Regions from separate parts of the Homo sapiens genome. Here region 1 is linked to region 2. Evidence: read pairs that join two places in POLR2A ChIA-PET (ENCODE). Cell type or tissue: MCF 10A. All regions are shown on one strand. Links, peaks and the distances in the headings refer to the core of each region. The heading gives the core; the rest is flanking DNA. Region 1 overlaps DAAM1 (dishevelled associated activator of morphogenesis 1). Region 2 overlaps DAAM1 (dishevelled associated activator of morphogenesis 1).

What was found. ChIA-PET counts read pairs that join two places held together with the same protein. Peaks named below come from ENCODE experiments on the same cell type or tissue, not always from the same donor. Only the 100,000 strongest peaks of a DNase experiment are listed, where the experiment ranks them.
Region 1: POLR2A ChIA-PET joins it to region 2 with 15 read pairs; 3 of 35 experiments call an interaction of 5 or more read pairs at or near these places.

Annotation. Positions count from the first base shown.
Region 1 is chr14:59,358,661-59,363,060 of GRCh38, forward strand. It overlaps DAAM1 (dishevelled associated activator of morphogenesis 1), which reads left to right. Exons shown (of 25, transcript NM_001270520.2): 21 at 737-844; 22 at 2,142-2,202. Among named protein-coding and RNA genes, the nearest start is that of GPR135, 100 kb to the right of the region's middle. In MCF 10A, for the core only: no CTCF peak of the experiment used is centred there; DNase peaks (open chromatin) are centred at 2,701 and 3,001.
Region 2 is chr14:59,273,810-59,278,209 of GRCh38, forward strand. The region is part of intron 2 of DAAM1 (dishevelled associated activator of morphogenesis 1); the gene reads left to right. Among named protein-coding and RNA genes, the nearest start is that of DAAM1, 87 kb to the left of the region's middle. In MCF 10A, for the core only: no CTCF peak of the experiment used is centred there; a DNase peak (open chromatin) is centred at 2,092.

The sequences.
Region 1 (4,400 bases), core at 335-4,334, 85 kb after region 2:
GGTGAAACCCTGTCTCTACTGAAAACATGAAAATTAGCCGGGCATGGTGGCTGGCGCCTGTAATCCCAGCTACTCGGGAGGCTGAGGCAGGATAATCACTTGAACCCAGGAGGCGGAGGTTGCAGTGAGCTGAGATTGCACCACTGCACTCCAGCCTGGGCAACAGACCCCATCTCAAAAAAAAAAAAAAAAGTATCAATAATTGTCATCAGTGAGTTGCTGCTCTGTACTTTAGACTTAAGAATAGCTGCCCTTTTCGGTGGAATAAACATCCCTCACTCTCCACCCCACCCCACTCCACTCCACCCAAGCCTACTAGTTATAAACCTGCAGGGCACACCCCATTTTAGGGTGGATCCACTGGGAAGGTAAACTTGAGCTTGTCTCCACTGGCAGTGGTTCAGATTCACTTAGATCACCCATCACATTACCCAGATTTTGAAAGATGCTCATTATGGGCCACAAATGTAATTCTTATCCTCTTTTTAGAAATTGTGTGCTTTTTGACATATATCTATGCAATCCCCATGGAGGCTCTCCCATTATTCCTGTCTCTTGAGAATCCCTGCCTTACATGATCCTCCAAATTTTGAAGTTAATGCAGGTAATATAGCATTATTGTGGGTTCTACCATTTGAGCATATAAATCATATGCAGATATTAACTATTCATATATTTATGTAGTTTAAATGAAAATAATTTGAATGTTTAATACTCTTCCCTTCTTCAATTGTAGAAACATTACCCTTTTGCACTATCTCATCACTATTGTGGAAAATAAGTACCCCAGTGTTCTCAATCTAAATGAAGAATTGCGAGATATTCCTCAAGCTGCGAAAGTAAAGTAAGTACTTACAGTGAGTGTTAGTTTCTTAAATCACTTGGATTGTGTGTTAGCCATTGAGGTAGTTTGCACTGCATGAAGTCAGTCCTTCTATTTGTTTTCCCCTGATCATTGTATGAAATAAAGTTTGAATCTCATCCAAGTCACTCAAATGTATTACAAGGTTTTGAATATATGTTTGTTCTAGCTTCTTTGGAATACTGCATGCAATTTTTAACTTTCATACTTTTAAAGGGCAGGTGTTTTAAATACAGGTAGGAGCACCTTAGTTAAATAAAGATGCATGGCTAAGCAAATAGAAGACCTAAGTGTCAGAACATTGCAATAATTTTCACATATGCACACATACTCCCAGAAACCAAGGCGGCTCTTTAATGGGAAGCATTCTTTATGCAAATGAAGAAACTAAAAATAAAATGGAAAGTTGCCAAACTTTTACCACAAACTTCACACCACGTTTCAGAGACTGAGAAGCAGGCAATTTTCCTTGCTGTTTTTCCCTCCCTCTTTTGGCTCTTTTTTTAAAACATAAACTGCATCTTTTTGCAGTGAATTTGAAAAGTATAATGAGCAGGCTCATTTTTTCCCTCTGTTCATGGAATCTGGTGGAAATATACTAAATAAGGCATGAAATTAAATGAAGTATTGGTGAGTTTCTTTATATGTTGTAAATTATCTGGGAGAATTAAGTTTCAATCTCTAATGTTTAAAAGCCATGAAATAGAAAGTGTTGTGTATGGGAGAAGCCCAAGAACCTTTCTCTATTAAAAAAAAGATGAAAATAAAAACTAGTTAATACAACTTTAAGAAAAATCATTTTTGATTGCAACTTAAGCCATTACCTTGTAATAGTCATATTATTGGGGCCTTAGTGAAAAGCAGAACACTGATTATACAGAGTACAATGTGAACATGATTGCAGATGAACTTGTTTTCTTTCTGTTTTCAAAGGGAGCCAAGTATGGCAAGAGATTTATTTCTACATGAAGTAATTTGCTGAAGTGAGATTTTTTTGAGTTTGAAACATAAAATATTTTTGTACAGATGGAAGATATTTCTATTCTATTTTTAACCTGTAAAATATACCTGCTGGCTACAGAAAACAAACATAATTTTATACCTACATTTCATGAGTTTAAAATACTGTTGTCTTTCTTTGAGATCTGAGCATGGAAGGGAATTTTAAACATTTAAATTAAAATAGGATGGACTTCCAAGCGTGAAATATTTAAACCCATCTTATATTTAATATGTGTAAGTCACATGTTGATTGCTAAAACATTGCTATTTACAACAGCATGACTGAGCTGGACAAAGAAATAAGTACCTTGAGAAGTGGCTTGAAAGCAGTAGAGACAGTGAGTATTTTTTTGTTGTTGTTCTAATTCCTGGTCTCTTCACTATCTCTAGTGCTGGTGGTTTTCAGCAGATGGGTTGTGTTGGCATGTGGTATGCCCGGGATAAACATTTATTGATTAAAAAATAAGAACCACCACCACAAGAAGCAAAGGCAGGTTATGTTCAGCCTGGCAACTTGATTGCAGGCAGCAGGGGTCGTGGATAAGTCACTGCAGCAGGAACTGGAAACTGGACCTAGTGTGCCACCAATTTATCTGTAAGGCAGGATTCATCAGGATGAGTGGGCTGGGCTAGATGATCTTCAGGGACGCTCTCAGTTTCCAAGTGCTGCTAATATATGGTGTTCACTTTCGGTAGAGCAGTAGAACTTCTCTGTAGAACTTCTCAGTTGTTTTTGACTTGGTCCTTTGGGGAGTATTTACTAAGCAGACAGTGTAGTACATGCTCTAGCTGAGGGTCACGATGACTCAGAATCCTTGTCCTCCAGGTGTTGCAATAATCGGAGCAGCCACTTCCCTCAGCCTGGCCGCATCCAGATAAGCAGAGTGATTACGGAGGTGCCTTAAGGAAGCAGCGGGTTGAGGGTGCTTTGGAGGCATGAGGAACAATTGGCCCCTATTGGAGGAAGCTTCTCTTTTGGAAAAGAAGTTGTTTGAGCTATGGCTTAAGAGGGTAGGGTAAACTTAGGTGCATAGAGGGAGGTTATCCCAGGCATACAAGACAACCTGGGCCCAGGCCTCTGAGGAAGGAAAACCAGTCAGGCTGGCAGACTGGACCTGGTAGGATGAAACGTGCCTGTTGGCACAGTGCCCTGCGGGTACTCTGCAGATGCAGCTGCCAGCGAGAGAGGGGGCAGGGATGAGAACAGGCTGGCAGAGTAGCGTCCCTGGTGTCTGTGCTCAAAGCAGCCATAGCTTGGGCCTGCTCTGGGTGAAGGAGACGGATTTGCAGGCAGCTTGGAAAGGTGCCTCTCATAAGTATCCTTCAGATCATTTATCAGTAATGCTGTGAGGACTCTCCCTTCTTTTCGTTTTTGAATCACAAAACTGCCATAGAAAGTAGTTGAATTAATTAAAGACATACCTCTAATAAAAATTAAAGTCACAATGTCTAATTTTTTTTTCAATAAATTAAGGAGCATGTGAGGTTTTTTTCCTTTTTTTTTTTTTTTAATGTAGGGAGTAGGGGGCAGTATTAAAAAAAAAATTCTACTGATTGAACTTTTTCTCCCAGCCCCAGAGGGTCCATGGTCATTATGATGGCCCTAAAGCCTGGCTCTGACCCCTGCTTCTGAGCCAGGTCAGAGCAAGGCCTGGGGTGGAGGCTTCTGGGGAAATTTTGTGTTGTTGCTTTATTAAAGGATAGTTTTGCTGAAATCACTCTATCCCTTGGGTCATATACACTGCATCACACTTTTTATAGGAGAGGGGCTATAGAAGCCTCCCCTACCCTTGGAGGTGACGTAGTATTGTAAGAAAATAGTGGGGGCAGAGCTTCGCCTGGCCAAATATATATGTGTTCTAATTGTGCTTTACACAAATTAATTATATTGTTTGAAGGTATCAAAGATGAATATTTATGAAATTATACATTAATGAAACACTTTCAAATGCCTTTCCCGTCCCCACACTGAACACAGATACACTCACTTTCCAAGCTAAAGTACTGGAATCATGGCAATTTCTTCCAATCAGTGCCAGCTCCATAATTGATGAGTTTTCACTTCCGTTATTTCATTTGAGTGTAGTGATGATGTGGATGTTGCCCTCTTACAAAAAAAAAAAAAAAAATCAATAAACTGAGGCCCAGAGCAACATGCCATGGTTAAGAACCAAATCAGTGGTAGAGCTGAGTCAGAACTGATAAACTGTGATGACTACGCTCCTGCTTGTGAAGATCTCTGCCAATGCAAGAAAATAAGGGAGAATCCAGTTTAAGTCAATTGGTATACAACATAGTTATTACCAAGACTCTGGAGTCAGGCAGGCCTGAGTTCAAATTCTGGCTCTGTCACTGGTCAGCACTACTTCAGGGCAAGTAATATAGCCCTCCAAACCTTAATTTATATGTTTGTATAATGGGAATAGTGATCCCTCACTCATAGGGATGTTGTGAACTTTAAATAAGAATGTGCATCTGGCAATGATTAAATTAACCATTAACATTAGATTTGAATCATCTGCGTTCATTGCTGTGA
Region 2 (4,400 bases), core at 330-4,329:
GTGCAATTAACTGTACATAAGAATATATCTTGATGCTCTGGGAATTATCTAGTCACCATGGTTTGCTCTCAGAAAACACATGTGACATGGCCTTTGGGAGGTAATTGCTCAATACCATGGATGGTGTTTTTCAGGTCTGAACAGTCCTTGAATATTTTTACTCGCTGTGTCTGGAATCTTCCCCACTCCAACCTTCAATTCCCAGAATTCCTCTGGAATTTCAAGCTGTTCTTGGTGCGTGTTACAAGAGCTCAGTGACCAGCTATATCTTTTAGTTATGATTTTCGGGCTTATGGGTGAAGAGCTAGAATTTTTGTTCCTTGGCAAACCAGATTCCTGAAAAAGTTGCAGTATTTTTTCTTGTGTTCAGTTTTAAATGAATTTGTTGGCAAGATCCAAAAGCAGCTAGCTGTTTATTTCATTACTCAGTGCAATATTTAAGAACTAAATTAAACCAAATAATTAAAAACTCAGAATATATATATGACATGTATATATATTTATGTTATGTATATATAACATAAATATGAATTGTTTTCAGGAAAAATAGGCTTTTCTTCGATGTAGAAGGAAAAGTCAGAATCTTTTGCCATCTTTTCAACAGTCAGATAGTTTGAGTTTTTTCTCATATGAATAACTCATTGTGTTAATCCACTATATATATGCACCTTTGCACCTTCAGAGAGCAGAATGGCTCAGGTGTTATATCTGACTTTCTCACACTTAGGATCCTGGGGGCCTAGGGCAGTGCTTGGTCCAGAGTAGGTGCTCAATGAATGTTTGTGGCTTGAGTGAATGGATGTATAACTAATTACTGAAGCATTACACATGAGATGCACAATAAGTATTTGAGTGAATGTATGCATGCATGCATGAATTAATAACTGTGGAATCCTGCAGCAGTTGGGTTTGTATTTTAATATTCTCATAGTGGTGATAAGTTTGGGCTGATTCTTATACTCTGCCTGCACCCTATCCACCTGCTGTCATCCTGTTTTACTCTTTCTTCTCATTAAAATGTTAGTTACAATGGGGACACCAAAGTGGTTGGCATGAAAGTTAGCAGATTAAAAGGATAAGGGTGACAATGTTTAAGAAATATTCTTTCTCTTTAAAAGTCTCTGTACTGTATATTACGTGGTGAAATAAATAGCTCCAATGTGGGAAGACTTATTCTGCTAGATTGTCTTTTGACCCAATTAAAGCTTTAAAGTGTCAGACAAGCAGCCAAACAATCCTCTTGAGGGTGTGGGAGGGGCCTGGGCTGGCAAGAGCAGTGCTGGTGCTATCGAAGGAGGTGGCCATGTGTGGAACTTGGCTTCATGGTTGGTTGCCCACAGGGACTTAGGGTACCTTTCTTGTCTGTCACTTTACAGCTGGTGCTGTATCCCCGGAGATGAAGTACTTCCATTCAATTAGGAAAACATGCTTAGAAATTCTCTCTTTCAAGAACAACAGGCAATGGGGCCTGTCAGAGGGTGAAGGGTGGGAGGAGGGAGAGGATCAGAAAAAATAACTGTGGGTACTAGGTTTAATAGCTGGGTGATGAAATCATCTGTACAACAAACCGTGTAATACAAGTTTACCTATACAACAAACCTGCACGTGTACCCCGAACTTAAAAGTTAAAAAAAAAATTTATCTAGTAAGACTTGTCAACTGAAGTTGTACTAGATTATAGGTGTAAATACTGGAAATTTGGGTGGATATTTGGAGATGATTCTAACATGTTTAGAAAAAAGCTTATTTTAGATTACCGGAAAACTGTTGGTGATGCAGACTATTAAAACTTGAAGTCACTCTAATGAGTTTCTAGTTTAACGGTAAAAAAGCTGAATAAAAAGCCTATGTGTTTAGCTGCAGACTTTGTCTAGCCAACTGAATATAGTCTGCATTGCTTGCTATTAAGAGAAAAAAGGAAATAGTGTAAAAAACACTTAACCATTGGTAGTAAGAAACTAGAAATTATTTCTATTAGTCAGCCTTTGCTTGTGGTGTTTCTCACTTCTTATTTTTATGTATCAAATGAAAACATGTCTATCAGACACAGAGAATATTACTGTGTAGGTGGTGGTGAGTCATATTGTGGTATTTCATGTAATGACTAAGAATATTGGCAGAAATTTTACAGGCTGAAAACCTCCAAGGTTTGTTCTCTGTGTTTACCAATCCCTTTTAGGGCTTAAAGCTCTCTCTTGTTTTCCATTTATGTTTTTCCTGACTGGTTGGGAGCAGGTAATAATTCACTGAATGCACCTCTATGGAAACTGACAAAAATCTTACCTAGCTTTCAGATTTCTAACCACCATCATACTAAAATATTATTCTCAGAGTCATTGCAGTTAAATTTTAAGTGCTTCTTTGGCAATTCATGATTCCCAGATGAGATGGTCATTTGCTGTAATGGGGCTGGATGTTTATATATTTAATGAATTATCATAGCTTAATAGTACATTTTCTCCATGCATTTTATAAAAATGTTTTCTGTTTATTTGCTGCCAAAGCATCACCCTTCAATCTGCCATTAGCTTCTTCCTCTTGATGTTGTACTTATTATCACCATGTCATGTGTCTTTAGGTCACAGCTTCTTCCCCTTGATGTTGTACTATCACCATGTCATGTGACTTGAGGTCTGCTTAGGTGCCTCTCCAGGGGCTTAACTTATTTCTGGTAGTGTTGAGTTGTGGGGTGGGAGGAGAGGGTTAAACTCAGAAAAGGCACTGCTAATGTTGAGTGTATCCTTGAGATGAACTGAAGGCTTGCAGCCTGCTGGGCTTGTGGGAAACCCTTTCTGGGTGGAGTTAGGATAGGTGAATTGGGGCTGTTTATTCTGGACAAATATCTGAGGTATCTAATTTGAAAAATAAAAGTTAGACTTGTCTGAGTAAGAAAATGGTTGGTAATTCTGTGAACTCTGTACATTGAGTCAGATGGACAGGTACCTTATCAAGGACCATTAAAAAGCAAAACAAAAGAAAACAAAAAACAAAACCCCCAAACACAATCACATACAAATAGCGAGTTGATTGGCAGGCTAACCTCAAGGGCCTGTCTTAGCTTCTTTCTCTCGTTTTTCTTAGTCCTCCTGCCCATTCCCCCACCTCAATCATTATTTGAATGTCCTCAGACCTTATCTAAATATATATTTGTATGTATGTAAAGAGTTAGTTAACTCATTAGAAATAGATATCCTGAATTTCTTAGTGACTTCTCTTATTAGCCAAAAACTTGTATTTTATCTCATTGAAATCTATTGATTAGGTAGATTTTCAAATAATAAATGCTTTAGATATTGCTTTAGAGGTTTTATAAATGATCCCATATTTCAGTTTAGCTAAAATCTCTGAAAAGAGCTTTTTCTTCCAAAGTGTTAGTCTTTCAACTCATTCAAGACCCTTATTGTATATTATTTCAAAATTCCTTCCCTTGCTTTATCTAGCAAATGAATCCATTTCCTTCGATTGATTTGTAGCATGCCAATTGTTTTCTGATTTATGTAGGTTTCTCTACAGAACTGCCTGCTTATTCTACAGTGTGGAATTGGTAAGGTTTCTTTGTACAGAATCTCTTAGAAGTGGGGCTTAATAATGCACTTTGTTACGGATGAAGCCTAGAACTTTAGTTCCCACAGCTGGGCTTCCCTCAGAGGTCCTTTCTTCTTAATAATAAAAAAAAATCTTTTCTCCAAAATATTATAAATATGTAAAATATATAAATATATAAAAGTATAATTAATATCATCTCCAAGAAGAAGAGCCTTTTAATCTGTTGGTTTTAGTTTTTGAGAAACTAAAACTTTCTCTGGAGAGGCATGATGCTTGATGCAAAGGTTTCTCCTTTTATCTCTTGCTTAATCATTTTCCTTTGACTTTTAAAACTCTATCCATAGAGAATAACATGAAAAAAAAATTCTCTGACCAATGAAAGGAGCTCGGCCACCCAAGTCTAAGATGTAGTAAGATTTAGATTCTATACTCAACTAGGGTGCTTCCTGGGGTTTGAGTAATTACATCTGTTTGTAATCATAGTGAAAAACCTGGCTGTTAACTCACAGATGATCTGGTACAGTAGTCCTCCCTTACCAGCAGGGGATATGGCCCATCTAAAACCCTCCCCTCCCCTGTGGATGCCTGAAACCACAGATAGTACTGAACGCTATATATACTATGTTTTTTTCCTATACATATATATCTATGTTAAACTTTATAAATTAGGCATAGTAAGGGATTCACAACAATAACTAATAATAAAATAGAACAGTTATAACAATAGGTTGTAATAAATGTTAATGTGAATGTGGTCTCCTCCTCTCTTAAAATATCTTACTGTACTCACCCTTCTTTTGGTGATGATGTGAAATGATAAAATGCCTGTGTGATCAGATGAAGTGAGGTGAATG